Regions from separate parts of the Homo sapiens genome. Here region 1 is linked to region 2. A link is a loop called in an ENCODE intact Hi-C map of the cell type or tissue named here. Cell type or tissue: PC-3. All regions are shown on one strand.

The links. A loop is a pair of places that touch in the nucleus more often than their neighbours do. Peaks named below come from ENCODE experiments on the same cell type or tissue, not always from the same donor. Only the 100,000 strongest peaks of a DNase experiment are listed, where the experiment ranks them.
Region 1: it touches region 2 in a loop (3-fold over the local background); 1 of 110 quality-filtered maps calls a loop at or near these places.

What each region holds. Positions count from the first base shown.
Region 1 is chrX:29,614,906-29,622,905 of GRCh38, reverse strand. All of the region lies in intron 5 of IL1RAPL1 (interleukin 1 receptor accessory protein like 1), which reads right to left. Among named protein-coding and RNA genes, the nearest start is that of MIR4666B, 45 kb to the right of the region's middle. In PC-3, a CTCF peak has its summit at 4,994; a DNase peak (open chromatin) is centred at 5,405; H3K4me3 peaks cover 483 bases; H3K27ac peaks cover 1,267 bases.
Region 2 is chrX:29,228,554-29,236,553 of GRCh38, reverse strand. The region is part of intron 2 of IL1RAPL1 (interleukin 1 receptor accessory protein like 1); the gene reads right to left. Among named protein-coding and RNA genes, the nearest start is that of MIR4666B, 340 kb to the left of the region's middle. In PC-3, a CTCF peak has its summit at 4,580 (motif pointing right); a DNase peak (open chromatin) is centred at 6,573; H3K27ac peaks cover 1,314 bases.

The DNA of each region.
Region 1 (8,000 bases), 390 kb before region 2:
AGAACTAAAAAAAGATATTCATATTCTATATATTTGTGTTCAATTATAAGCCCATATCAAGTGTGTGGTACAATAAATTGATGTTTTTAATAAATCCCACAATTTTCTTCTAATAGTACAATATATGTCATTTTATGGTAAATGAGTTAGTAAATTACACAGAACCATTATAAATATAATATTTGATACTGATTTGGCTTGTAATTAAAAAAATACTCTTCAGAAATAGTAGTGGTCTTGGGTTATCTAACTGTTAAGAGGCCATAGGTGAAGTGACATGCTAAGGTGACATGGCCATGAAGGAATGGGACTGGAACTGGAGCCCCAGATTCAAATCCAATGTAGCACGAGGTCCCTGCAGTTATGCATATTGATCTTAGGAACCCAGTGAAACCATATTCTGGTTGAAGTAAGAGATTATGTCTTACATGTCTATACCTACCCATCCCTCCAGTACAATATATTGCACACAGCAGATGTATATTAAATATATGTCTGGTTCATTCATCAGTTAAATTCCCCAGTAATTTGGAATGAGAGCAAACCAAGAAAATAATCACTTAAACACAACTTAAAGTCAGACAAAACAATGAATTGTCAGAAGTCAAATATCCAAACCACAGAGATTTGATCCACAATTGTGATGTCAATGAATGAGAAATATTTAATACAATAACACATTCAGGCCTATGCTATTGATTACCACAAGTAGAGAGCTATAATTATAAGCTTATCTAAAGTCAATCCAGGCCTAAAACCCCATTTAAAATTCAGTTCTGGCAGATCACTGGAATATTATTCAGACATAAAAAATGAAATCCGTCTTTTGCAGCAACATGGATGGAACTGAAGGTCAATATGTTAAGTGAAATAAGCCAGCACAGAAAGACAAATATTGAATGTTCTCACCCATATGTGGGAGCTAAAAATGTGGATCTCAAGAAGATAGCATATTGGTTGTTACCACAGCGTAGGAAGGAGAAGGAGATAAAGAGAGATTGGTTAATGGGTCCAAATATAGAGTTTGATAGAAAAAAATAAGACCTAGTATTTGATAGATCAGTAGGGTGACTACAGTTTACAATAATCTACTGTATATTTCAAAATTGCTAGAAGAGAATATTTCATGTATTTCTAGCATAAAGAAAATATAAATATTTAAGGTGACAGATATTCCAATTATGCTAATTTTATCTTTACAAATTATATGAATATATTAAATTGTCATGTGTACCCTTAAAAATGTACATCTATTACATATCAGTAAAAATTACATTTAAATAAAGGAAAAGATAAGCAAATCAGAAAAAATCTACACTTCTCCCATAAGTATGAACAGCATAACTCTGAGAACTTTCTTTTTTCACTTGGGTAATTAATTTAATTTTCAATATTTTATTGATAGTATAGACCTAGACTTATTCTCAAAGAGGAAAAAATGAGAAAAATACTCATGACATACAGATATAAAATATGTATCATATATATCCAATTACACAAATGCAGCCATATATTTATATACCTTTATGCATTTATTCTATATATATGTGTACATATACTCATCTGCATCCATATACTTATACATGTTCATGTATGTTTTGTATGCATATAAATATATACACATGTATGTATATATGGAACATATTGTTTTAAACTGCTAAGCAATAATGTAACCTAAATTTAATTTTAATGTGGATTTTTACTTTGGAACCTCTTCTCTATTGTTATATACCAATCTTTATTAGTTGTAACCACTTGAAGTACATTTAAAGAATAAAAACTTGCTTATGCCTATTAAGAAAAATTTTAAATTACTAAGATATGTTCTTAACATCCACTGTAAGCAGAACATCTCAAGTTGTTAGGAGTAATCATAGCCATTTTTCATTTCAATAATCTATGGCAATTACCACGTACTGCAAGAGAATTCTTTCTATTTAAAGAAGGTTCTAACAAAGGAGAGTTCCAGCGATATAGAAAACAGCCCTTTGTTAACTTATAGCAATGACCCAGCTATGGCAAAAGCCATATTAAAGTATTTAACAGACAACCCAAGTTAAGAAAGACTGACGTAAGTAAGTCACTGATAATATTTCAAAGGATATTTTCTACTCATATGGAATGAGTAAAATATTTTTTCTCTCCAGGCATTTTTATTTGTCTTCTTAAAATCAACTATCCCAGGCCACTAGTTCAACGCTTACTGAAGGTTTCTTCTACAAGTAATGGCGGCCCCCATCAACTGACAGCTGCTGCATTTTATTTGTCTGAGTTCTGTCTTTATTGTCTTATTTAGTAAACTAATAATATCAACAATATTGCAGTATTTTAAAACATTTTTAAACATAATGTCTACTTCTCAAAAAGGAAATAGCTAGTCAAGTGGGAAGAGGAAATGGGTTACTTTAATACATTTAAAATTAAATATGACTGTACCTTTTCTATGTTTAGATACACAAATATCATTGTATTACATCTGCCTACAGTATTCAGTACAGTAACATGCCGTGCAGGTTTATAGCCTAAAAGCAATAGGCTATACTATATAGCCTAGATATTCAGTAGGCTAAAACATATAGGTTTGTGTAAGTACACTCTAGGATGTTCACACAAGAATGAAATTGCTGAACGACGCATTCTTCAGAACACATCCCTGTGGTTAAGCAGTACGTAACTGTATAGACTATTGTCTTAAAGCTAGTCATCATTTAGGTTTATTGGAGGTGTAGCTCTGAAAACGCCACGAGAAATTTTGATATGATAAGTAACCACTAGAAACTGGATTCACAGAACAAATGAGAAAGGAGCCCTCACATTTTGACCCTTACATTTAATTTTTTGTTGTTCCACAAAGATAGGGTTTCAAAACTTCCACCATATCCAATAGGCTTGGCCTCTGATATACATGAATTATTTAGCCCATATATGAATCACTTATGTCAGATATTATGTTCAGTTCTAATAAACTGAATGTGAAGGAGGGAAAATTGTCCAAAAAATTGTACAAAATAATATCAATATGAAGCCTTTTTTCCTGTGGAAGCCTTTCAGAAAATGTAGTTATGATTTCAAAACTTTGTTTATGTCTCTTCAATGCATGAAGTATTAACAAAAAAACAGCTCACACATTTTAATTTAAAATTTTATTATGATCATTGATATCAGTTGCAAATTATTAAAACTGGAAGGTATTGAATGAAATCAAGAAAACTACTGGCTCTAGTGGCATTGATTAGCATATCCTTCCCCTCTAAATATATCTGTCTATTCTAAGGAGCTATATAATGCACAGAAACACAATTTTAAAGTGCTTTTGTAGTAACAGAATGTATTCATAGCTGAACTTATGTCTTTGGCACTCAAAAAAGATGCAGATGGGCTATAATTCATAGGGTCTATATATCTTCCAAGTTTATTTGTTTGTTTGCTTTATTTCATATCTGCTTCCAAAAAAGATTTTGAGATAGATTATAATAAAGAAAACCCATGCAATAAGCTTGTTTAAATGAAGATAAATTATCAAAAGCATCCTAGTAAGGAGTAGGAGAAATGATTATTGGGGTTGGGGTGAAGAATATATAATTATACAAGAAATACTAGCTAAGAATAGTTACTGTAATTATATACTAAATTTAGTCTGTACTTCCTGGAAGCCAAGACAAATTTTTAAAAATCAGGATTAGTTATATAGCTCTAGTTGCATATCAGTTCATCGGAATATACAAACCCAAGCACTAAATCGAAGGGGAATAGATTTCTTAAAAACATGATTTTTTCCACGAAGACCACTCAACAACATGATGTATGACATTTTAAATATTCAATAGGGTTCTAGAGAAGTCACTGAAACATTCTGCAGTTGACCATTTTGTATGTCAAACATTGATAGAAAGCTAAAAATGATACTGTTTACTGTGGCTCAGCAAGCTGTACATTATAGACCTACAAGAGTTCCATCTGCAATAATTTTAAATTTGGCAGCTAATGTACTTGAGAAAAAATTAAAACAACTCAAATAGACTAAAGGAGTTAGATTATATGAGGATCTAGATACTTCAGATTAAGATAATGACTTCATTACCTAGTGTGATAGGCTGATTCCTGGTCCCCAAAGATATCCAGATCCTAATCCCTGGAATTTGTGTTGCCTTATAAGGTAAAAGGGACTTTTTAGACATGACTAGGTTAAGGATTCTGAGATGGGAAGATTATCCTGGATTATATAGGTGGGCAAAATTTAATCACACATCTCCTCCTAAGACGGAGGCAAAGAGAGACTTGACTACAGAGACAAAAGTCATTGGGACGACTGCAACAAGAGGGAAGACGAGGCTAAGAAAATGCAGCCTCTAGAAGCTGGAAAAGGCAAGGAAAATGATTTTCCCCTAGATCCTCCGGAGGGAGCACAGCCCTGTTGACACCTGATTTTAGACCAGTAAAAGTGATTTCGGACTGCTGACTTCCAGACATGAAAAAAATTAAACGTGTGTGGCTTGCAGTCACTAAGTTTGTGGCAATTTTTAAAGCAGTCATAGGAAACTAATCCATCTAGGATTACATGAAAAATATTATCTTACAAAAGATATAAATATTTGAAAGTATTATGTGTCATAGGACACTTACCTAGTATGCAAGGAAATCAATTGTTGAGTGCTTGGGAGAGGGAAGAAAACCTAAAGGCTAATGAGCAATTTTGTATCTAATATTAAAATCCTAAGAGAATACTTTCAGCCTAGTTATGAATTCTTTTGGTTTTTCTTATTATTATATTTTAGATAACATTTACAGAATTCTTTTGTTGTATTTTAGATAATGCTTTCACAGTATTCTCTTGCAGTATTCTTTGGGAAATTAAGTAAATGGCTGACTCTAGAATATAAGACCCAGTGGGAAAAGAAGGCCTCTTCCTAGGCTCCGGGTAGAAAGATTGGATCTTTATGTAATTTGCATAATCTGTAGTTTGCAGTGCCGCTGAACCAGCAGCAGGTGACACCATTCTTATTTGAGAGCTGATTTCTTTCCATCAAATCTCAATGTTGGAAGCAGTAAAATAGGCAAGGGACAACAGATTTTCAACTGAAATGTATTAATAGGGATCTAGGGAGTGAAGTGGACTACCTCGGGCATTCTTACTTAAATAACTGATGAAAACAACTCTAGGAACGCTAAAGAAACAAATGCAGTAGTGCATAACCATAGAGAATCCTGGTCTGTTTTTCACGAGGTTGAGGCAGGATTGTCCATTGCAGACACATGAGCTTTAGTTTAAGAACTGGTTCATCAAGCCTCTAGTGAAGTTTCTTTCGTTGCCGGCTTTTCAATACAGGGCTCAGACTGCCCAGTCCCACTGTTGGCTGCTCACTAATGCATGACAGTTAATAGCTCCTGACCTAAATAAACTGCGAGAGATTCATTGACTCACCAGAGATTGCTGTCATTAAGGACTGTGCTTCCTTTCTGTTCCCAGAGGACTCTGCATCTAGCCCTGCACATTTCTCATATTGCACTGAAGTTACTCACTTATGTTTCCTCTATATTCATCTTGGCTCACTTAGTTTTGTATCTCTAGCAACAACATAATGCCTAGTGTTTAGAATAAGCTGAATAAATACTAGCTCTATCAATGAATGAAAGGAAACTCTGAATAAACCTTCTTCAGAATTCTTAAGAAATCATTATCCAGAACAATTAAATCCTGGGCACCTTTAGGCTAATAGGGAATTTTACAATTCAGGGATGAGGCTGTAACCAGTTGAACCCACTAATCGATCTTGGCATCATTAAAAGAGTGATGATAATCAGACAGTGAGTCAGCGCTACATGCTCCTATATATCCTGTGGCAGTTCTCTCACATCATTGGGGTTGCTTGGACTGGAGGCTCCATGAGGACAGGGACTTGTTCTTAGTGTTGTATTAGGAGAATACAGCGTAGTGCCTGCTGTATAAATGATCAATAAATGGTTATACAATTAATGAGTAAACTTAAAAGACAGACTTCCAAAAGAAAAAAACTGATAATAGAGATATAAAAAAAGAAGCCCTTATAACAGTCTAGGTAAAAATGACAAAAGCAATGAATCCATTCCCCTTTCAAGTGCTTTTCCACCTAAACTGTGGGCTTTGCCACCCTCAATAGAGTTCCCCAGTCAGCATCGTCTCCTGTGGCAAGTTTAGTGCACACCTCTCAGGTACTATGGGATAGACTTTCCTCCTACATGACCACTCCCACTTGCCTGGCTTCCCTAAAGAATCCCTCCTGGTAGGGACATGGATGAAGCTGGAAACCATCATTCTCAGCAAACTACTACAAGGACAAAAAACCAAACACCGCATGTTCTCACTCATAGGTGGGAATTGAACAATGAGAACACATGGACACGGGAAGGGGAACATCACACACCGAGGCCTGTTGTGGGGTAGGGGGAGGGGGGAGGGATGGCATTAGGAGATATACCTAACGTTAAATGACGAGTTAATGGGTGCAGCACACGAACACGGCACATGTATACATATGTAACTAACCTACACATTGCGCACATGTACCCTAAAACTTAAAGTATAATATAATAAAAAAAAAAAAGAATCCCTCCTGGATCATCCAGTTGTGCCCATTCATACTGTTTTCCTCCAAATCAGTGCTACGATGAGTCTAAAGTGACCCAGAATGAACATGAAATACTACATTATGCCACTAACATTGATAGCTATACTATAGAAATAAACCAGAAAGAATCTTGAAGACTTTGCTTCTCTTGGCATCACAAGATGAGTTTTCTCATTTTCTGCTCCAGTATCCAGTGATACTTTTGGGACCCTGTCTCTGTTCCTACAAAAACGGCATGTGTGATTTCTAGAATATGATGATCTCTGCAAACTCCATTAAGCCTCACTTATTGGAGGGTCCCTTTAATGCCCATCCCTTCAAAGCACCTTGCCCACAATCTAGCAGTGAGATCAAGTGTAGGCATAAGATGTTGGAACCACACATTTTACAGATAAGAATCCTAGGCTGCCTCCCCCAACCTCTACTTCAAGAACTCTCTCAGAACAATCCTTTCTGTACTTCTACAGTGCTTTGACTATAAAGGAGAAACAAAAATAGATACATATTATTTTTATGATTAAAATATTATGCCACATAATACTTTGGGTATATACTATTTAGGTGTGTTTTTCTTCAGCTTAATTTGGATTGAAAAACTTTTTTTTTTAAGTTTAGTAGTTCATATATGTAAACTGTTAAGGCAGAGTGAACTGCTCACTTCTTCCTCCCTGAGTTACCTCCGTGAGACAAATCCTACTGTGGGATGTCCTGGAACTACCATGTATCTTTGCCCTCACTTAGTTTCCCAAGAATTGTTGAAAGCCTTTGCTGCAGTGGTCTGGGCAGGTGTGCTGTTGCTGCTGCAAAGCATACCCTCAGAGCTGAACTGCTTAGGAAGCTAGCAGAGAACTTTTTTCTCCCGTCCCCTCTCCTCGCCTCCCCTCCCCTCCCCTCCTCTCCTTTGTTTTTCTTCAGCTTAATTTGGATTGAAAAACTTCCTGTTCTTAAGATTCACAAGCAATGGATATTTTTGATGGAAATAATCTTCTGTTAAACCATATATAGTAACTCCTTGGAAAAGTCGTAATATTAGGCCAGGCCACACTACATTTTCTTCTCTGTAAGGAGATTTAGACTTACATTTGTTTTTCGATTTTTCCCGTGTGTGATACTCACATTTAGAAGAGCTATAAAACAGGGGCTTTTTGTATATACACCTATATTTTGCATCCTTCATTTAAACAATAAACTGTAATCTTTAGGTTGTTGGAGGTAGTGATTAATTTAGTAGAGCACCTTTGGGTACATGTCTATACATCTATGTATCATCCAGCAAGATTTTAGAATTCTGAGAACTTTGAAAATTATATTATTGTAAAGATTTTTTTTTTTTTTTTGAGACGGAGTCTCGCTCTGTTGCTCAGGCTGGATGGAGTGCAGTGTCGCGATCTCCGC
Region 2 (8,000 bases):
AAAAAAAAGAAAAAAAAAGAAAAAGAAAGGAAAAAAAAAAAAAGAGAAGGAATAGAAGAATACAGCCTAAGACGGCTTGATATTTGCTGCTTACACCTACAGTTTATCTTTTTAGGTGGAAGTCAGTGATGGCTAGCACAAAGTATAGCCAGTCAACGCTAACCAGAAGAGAGCTCAATTTTCTCGCTAAAGATCTCACAGCATGGTCGGTCAGTCCCCCAATCCAACGTAAGTGTGACTTTAGTAACATTAATCACATCCTCATTCAATAAGGTCATAAAGAAGTTATTCACTTTTAAGTCTGTGAACTGAAGTAGTGTTTGAATATCTTTAAACAGGGACAAATATAATTTTATTTCAATTAAGACTTCTGATTACTTTTCCACGAAGTATTAGTATGTCTCCATGCAGAAGCATGATTTATTAGACTATAGCAACCCAAACAGTGGAGAAATTAGGAAGTCAACTGTATTCTCTATAAAATTGTTGACAAATGATTTGACCGATATTTCCATTGATGTGTGTGCTTGTTTGATGCTGCTTAAACACATCAATAGAGTACAGAAATCTTGCTTCTCGACATTATGTTCAATGAGGCATCAGGGCTGATTCATCAATTGACTTTCAAATGGAATCTGATGAAAAAGTGGCTGGCTGTGGCACAGATTCAGCCATACCTCCGGGAGAAAAGAGTGCACCAGTTTTAACATCAACATCAGTTCATTAACTCAAAGGCTGCCTAGCACATGTACTTCCTTATGCTATAGCATTTGGGATACTTTAACTAAATGGGTGATGTAAGAATCACTATATTTGCCTTTTTATGAATTGCTTTTATGATCTGTTCAATGCAAGAAACAAGACTCATTTGATGAAATTTTGCAAGTTGTTTTTTTAAAATCAGTTTTCCAATGTCAGTGTTTCTTACATAATTTGTTAACTCTCACCATTAAAACACACACATACCCTCACACAAATGACACAGGAATAGTGCTTGTTACATATGTAACAACCATGGAAGGTTTTTATATACTTACTTCTACCTTTTTTTTAAAGAATGAATTTAAGGTAACTTACCTAAATATAGCAGGAAAACATAAATTAGAAATTTGTAACGAGAAAAAAGGAAATACACAGAGACAGGGAACAAGGTCTGAACTAGAGTCAGTACAGATTGTCTCAACTAGAAGCTAATTCAAAGAGAAAAGCCTGGTCAGATAAAAACAATAACAACCGTTGATTGTTCAGTACCAACACAACTATTTCTAATATTAAGAAAAGTTTTCCATGGGTCTTCATAATGTTATGAAAGACGTCCATTATATTGTTCCTGCAGTAAGTGACCTCAGTGGCCAATATTTGGTTATTGTTCAATGTGACTGACTAATGCAGGGATCGACTCAATACAAACTCGAGAACTATGTATTCAAATTAGCCCCATTACTCAGATAACCAAACTGAGACCGGGAAGAAACTTGCTCAAGGTCATTTAGCAGGGGATGCGTAGAAGTGGACACTTTAAAAGTATCCATGCATCTCACTCTCCATCATGCTGCAAAGGCAGGAAACACAAGGGTGCCAGCTTCATAAGGCTGGAGGACAGGAAGGAAAGGTATATAGTAAAGGGCCTTAAATGTTATAATCATAAATAATACTTGTTGATCTATTGCATAGGCCAGGCACTGTGAAAATATGTTAAATGCATTGTCTTATTTAATATTCAATACAGTCTTGAGTGGTAAAAGTTATTCATGTTTTATAAATTGGAAAACCGAAGCTTAGTAAAGTCATACATCTTCCAAGAGATCACAAAGCTAGGAAATATTAGAGCTGAAATCTAAACCCAAGGTTTTACTCTAGAACCTGTATGCTGAAGCATTTTATTATATACCTTCCCTCTTCTTGTATCTGGAGGATGTCTCTGTAGGCAAGGGACCAGCAAAGGTTTTGATGTATGTGTAGGAGGACAGATGATATTTATTCATTGAGTCCATCAGTCAATATTTATAGCATGCATAAATGTTAGCGTTCTTCTAGAGATACAGCTTTGAACAAAACTCTATCTATAACCCTATCTCATGGAGGTTACATTATAGTCTGTTTATAAGGGAGATTACTTTGGCTGTCTTATGTAGGATAAGGAAGATGACTTTGGCTGTGTTATGTAGGATTTCATGGAGACGGATGAGCTAAGAGAGCTTCATTTGAAGGTTACTGCACTGATCCAAAGCAAAAGATAATGAGGACATTTATTGTTATTTATTGCTGCATAACAAATAACCACAAATTTAGTGGCTTACTTTATAAATATGTGCAACCATTATATATCCATAAAAATTAAAAATTAAAAAATAGTGCTTAAAACAACCTGAATTTATTATTTCACAGTTTTTGTGGGTCAGGAGTCCAAGTGCGGTTTAACTGGGTCCCCTGCTCCGAGTCTCACGAAGCAGTATTGAGGTGCCAGCCACGCTGCATTTATTTATGGAGCTTGGGTGCTCTTCCAAGCTCATGTGGTTGTTGGCAGCATTCATTTCCTTGTGGTTATAGATCTCTGTTCCTGCTAGTTGTCAGACAAGAGCCACTCTTTGCTCCTAGAGGCCACTTGAAATTCATGGCCACATGGCCCTCTCATGGGCCCGCTTACAACATGGCTGCTTACTTTGTCAAGGAGTACTTCATTCCTAGCAGGAGAATTTATCTCTTCAGGAAGAGCCCAGTTCCTAGTTTAGGGGCTTTCACCTGATAAAGTCAGGCCCACCCAGAATAATCTTCCTTTGATTAGCTCAAAATCAACTGATTTGCAGCCTAAATTATATACACAAAATTATCTTCCATTTTGCTGTATAACGTAACCTAGTCGGGGGTGTGGTATCCATCCTATTCATAGTCTCATACACACTCAAGGGAAGGGGATTTTACTGGGTGTGTACAACAGGGAGGCAAGAAACTCTGAGGGTCTTATTTTTGGCTCCCTGCTTACCACAGGACCTGACCTCATAATCCTCATTTTGCAAAGTATCCTGATGAATGATGCCAGATAGGTTTTAGAGGTAGAACCAACAGGAAACTGGGGGAAGGAGATAAGAAAAAAAGAAAGATTAAATAAGACTATAATCTTTTATTCTTAAGAAAATTAAAGGTAAGCCCCTTTAACTGAAATACACAATACAAAAACAGTGCAAAGATAACTAATTTGATTTGGGCCATGTTGAGGTGCCAGAAGAATATCAGGAAGTGATGTCCAGCAGGATCCTGGAGAAGAGAAGAAAAGATGTAGCGCTGGGGGAAGAAAACCTGGAAGTTACTTGAATAGCAGAGTCAGGTATAAATAGATGAGATTTCTAGGAGCTTGAGTACAGGGGAAGGAGGGATGACCCAGCATAAGAATGTTAAGTTGTGATAGAGTATCTTCAATTTAATTTAAAATATCAAACTTTTAAAATGCTTCTTTCGGCCAGGCACGGTGGCTCACACCTGTAATTTCAGCACTTTGGGAGGCCAAGGCCAGTGGATCACTTGAGGTCAGGAGTTCAAGACCAGCCTGGCCAACATGGTGAAACCCTGTCTCTGTTAAAAATATAAAAATTAGCTGGGTGCGGTGGCGGGTGCCTGTAACCCCAGCTCCAAGGGAGGCCGAGACAGGAGAATCACTTGAACCCAGGAGGTGGAGGTTGCAGTGAGCCAAGATTGGGCCACTGCATTCCAGCCTGGGCGACAGAGCAAGACACTTGCCTCAAAAAAAATAAAAAAGTAAAAAAAAATAAAAATAAAATGCTTCTTTTGACAATACACTTAAAATGTGGGCCTGGAAAAGTTAGTATCTTGGGTATCTTGCTCTCCTACAATCTTTTTTCTTCTCTCTAGGTATAACAGACAAACACTGTTGCTCAAATGTGTAACTCACCTTTATTACATTATAAAAGAAACATGTTAGGCAATCAGGAGGATGCTCGTCTGAGAGATGACTGTCAGATGATTGTAAATGTAAGTAGCATGATGTTGATTTTTGGCAATGCCCTAATCTGCCCAAGGCATTTGTTACGAACTGTTAAAAACTTCCAGAGTATATAAAAAATAGTAATGTATCTAGACTATAATTCTTTCACGCTATTTCTGCATTCTCTAATTGCATAAACTACTATTTAAGTCCTGAAATCTCTTTTACATTCAAATCCAAGGAACATATAGTAGGCATTAAAAAATATGTTTTAGTTACTAGCCTATATTTATGTCCCTAAAAATATAATGTGTGTTTTATTTTACGGTAAAATCATGTCTTATCATCTCTGTATCCATGTTTCATTTAAAGGAGTAGAACTACTTAAAAGTACAGACTCATTTATAAAATAAGAAATTATTTTTTTAAAACAAAAAGAACAAAAACAAAATTCACTAACATTTAATATATATTTAATGTAATATATTCAGAGTATATATCTACACTTAATTTCATTTATATTTAAATCTGTAATCTGATAAAACCATAAAGCCGACATTAAGACAAGATGCAACAGGCCTATATCCTTATCCACTAGATGGCTCTCTTATAATTCTAACTCATTATCTTGTTGTTCTAAGGAAAACTAAGAATTCACTCAAAGTATACTATGCCCAATCTTATCATTTGCTATGAATGCCATCCATAGCAACACCATTGAACCAAATGGAGAAAAACTCGAACTTTATGGCAAATCAGAAGTATGGCTTGTGAACCTTTATTGTTTAGCAGAGTTAGAAAATGACAGCTTTGCATGGTATACAGCAGTATTTCTAAACATGAGATCAGTAGATTCACACTGGGGGAGTCACCTACTGACTAACAATGTGTAGTTTGGGTTTCCATCTCACATCTCCCGAATCAGAATCACCTGGGGTAGGCGTAAACTAGGACTCTGTATAGTTACCAACTTTATGCACAAAGTTTGAGAATGCAGACCATGTCCAATGTCAATTAAGAAGAAACCCAGGGGAAGTATTATCCTGAAATGAATGCAAATTTCAATGTAAAGTTAGATAAGCCACCTACAGAAACAACCTCAAAGATTAAAGGAAAGAGATGTAAGAACAACCAACAGACACCACAAGGCTTTGTTGTAAATAAAACCAATTTTATGGTTTCACTCAGTCGTTAATTTGCCAAAATGTTCAACCTAAAACCAATATACAAGCTTCAGCGAACTCAGCGGGGTGGGTGCTTTTTATCAGAACCGGTTGCAAACTGCTGAGCAATATGGGATAAAAGCATTTGCACGGCTATAGTCTCACCCACAGAGATGATGTTTCTCATTTTGAAGGTCAGGCCATACATCACTGGCCCAATGTCAGAAAACATGCATCACCTCCACCTACACTGTGCCAGGTCAGTAAGAATATAAACAAAAGCAACTGCACAGAGCAGCCACCCTCTCAATAGCTCCATCCTCCTCAACCATCCTATCTGCAAACATGAAGCCAAAGAGAAGAATCCAGGTAGTGAAATTCAAGTCTGTTGCTTAAGACCAGAAATCCTAATATCTTGTAGCAGCAGATTCTGTTTTTTTCTGATGAATACAGGACAGACTTAACTTATAATACTGGATTACTTACAACAGCTCTCTTAAAAATGTCCCTGGGGCTTTGCCTATGTCTATTTCAGACTACCATGAGTTAGAGGCTCTCAGAGACTCCTGCTACCAGAGGTCTCACATATACGCTACAGGGCCCTCATCACAGAAAGTTCAAATTCCAGCTTCAGTCACATGTATTGCCTGTGGGGGATCACTAATAAAATAGGTGGTTGAAGAATGACCTGACCTAGTTGTAGGTCACTTCTTATTAACAATTTATTATGAATCACTTCATCAAATTAACTTGTGGTCATTTCATGGTTTTAGAAAGAAACTTTGGTAGGCCTAGAGATCCAGGAGAGAATGGGATGTGGGCTTTCAAGTTTTCAGTAGTATAAACGATTGTAGGAAGGGATGGGGAGATGAAATAGGCTGACAAAAAGCGCTGGTTGCCTGAGAGACAACAAGGTTTTTTTTTTTTTTTTTTTTTTTTTTTTTTTGGTAAAGGGACCATAATGATAGAGCATCTACAGGGGTCACAATAAAGTGAGTGGACTTGGGCAAAGGTTTTGATACTGTGGGGAGCAGACGCCTGAGAATGCTGAAACCACATCACCTAATTAACAGTACTCATTTTTCTACAGAATTCAAAATAAACTTTCAAACAATATGAAGCTTCAGTATGCCCTAAAGCTCCTAATTTAATACTTCTATATAATACAGTCAACTCCAAATCCTTTTGCACATATTTTCTTGTTTTTAACAGCTGGCTTCATCCCATTTCTTTAATACAGACTTACAGTGTATAGACATGCTTTGAAATCCATAAATGAGGCTGTCTTTATTTGAAATGAAGGCCTATCCTCTCAAAGACATTATAGCCAATAACTTCACAACAAATCAATCTCATGCAGACTAACTAGGTGAGTTATATGTCCATTATAAATTTCTTGTGATGGGTTGAGTCATTTAGCACGAAGGCTAAAAGGCTTAGAGCAACAATACAATGTTATATTCAATGCCACGTCAGCCAGTGGCCATGGATGCTCAGTAAATAGCAGTGTGCTGTGACTGATCATGTATCACACAGTTTGCAAGTACTGAAGATATAATAAGCTAAGTCAAGAAACAAAGGGAGTTTGGATTGTTTTTCTTACATTAACATGAAATACCCCAGATCACTTTAATATATATTCTGAAAGCATAAGAAAGGGTGGCTAATTAAAAAATATATATTTGATAATTCAGAACATCTTCCTTAACAAGCAGAGCTGTTTTGTGCTGAGAAATTTATGCTGGCATTGCATGCGAGGCATAAACTTTCATGACAGCAGGCAGTGTGAACGGAACCAATCTGATTGAGAAACAGATCCAGAAATATCCAAAGGAGAATTACATAGCCACCTTTCTCTCCACACCTTCCATGAGATGAACTTTCAAGTTTCCTGTACAAAAAAGGAAAGTTGCTTTTCTTCTTTCCATAAAGTGGTATAGCAACTTTAGTGGTAGAAATACATTTGAGATAGAATGAATTATTCAAAAGCTTAGACAAATCACAGGTACTATTTTTCAAGGTACACTTTAGAGAGTTTTTTTTTTTTAAAAATTATCATACAGAATGGGTTAAGACCAATAATTTCTTTTATGAAAATTCAAAATGTAATTTTCTGCAGAAAATTTAAGGCTAAAGCAGAGTTTCCAACACTTTTCAATTTTGGAAATTAGCATCATAAGAAGAGAACAAAGACTGACATTGGGTTTCTAATTTTTTGTTTCACCAAAACAAAAATACAAACAATGAAAGGGAAACGATGCCAATGAAACAGTAGGCTAACTGAAATATAATAAAGAACACTTCTTTAAAAGGAGAAATTTAATTTTATGAAAAAATGTATTGTATGTTGCTTATTTTTCTCATTCTGCCTCAAACTCATGCATGCCCTATCTTCCCTGGAACTTGTCCTTGGATGGGCCTTTAGAAACCCAGAGTTGAATATATGTAACCTCACAGCTCTTACTAAAGAAGCCAGTAATTGCAGCCCACCTCTACTGGCCACCACCCACGCACATCCAGAGTGGGCTGAGAAGTGCCTTGGAGCAGAGCAGGAAAGAAGTCCTTGAAATTTGGTGATCTTCAGGCAAGGCAACAAGGCAGATAGGGAATACGGATGATAGTGAAACAAAACAAATTGCATCACAAAAACACAGGCAGCAAAAGCCAGTCCACGGAAGACTACAGAACAAACTATTTAGCTTCCTCAACACATATACTGTTTAAATAAAAGAAAAAGATAAAGGAAGAAACCTATAGATTAAAAGAAACTTAATAGATTTTAAAAATTAGGCAAAACTGGCCAGGTGCGGTGGCTCACGCCTGTAATCCCAGCACTTTGGGAGGACGAGGCGGGTGGATCAGGAGGTCAGGAGTTTGAGACCAGCCTGGCTAACATG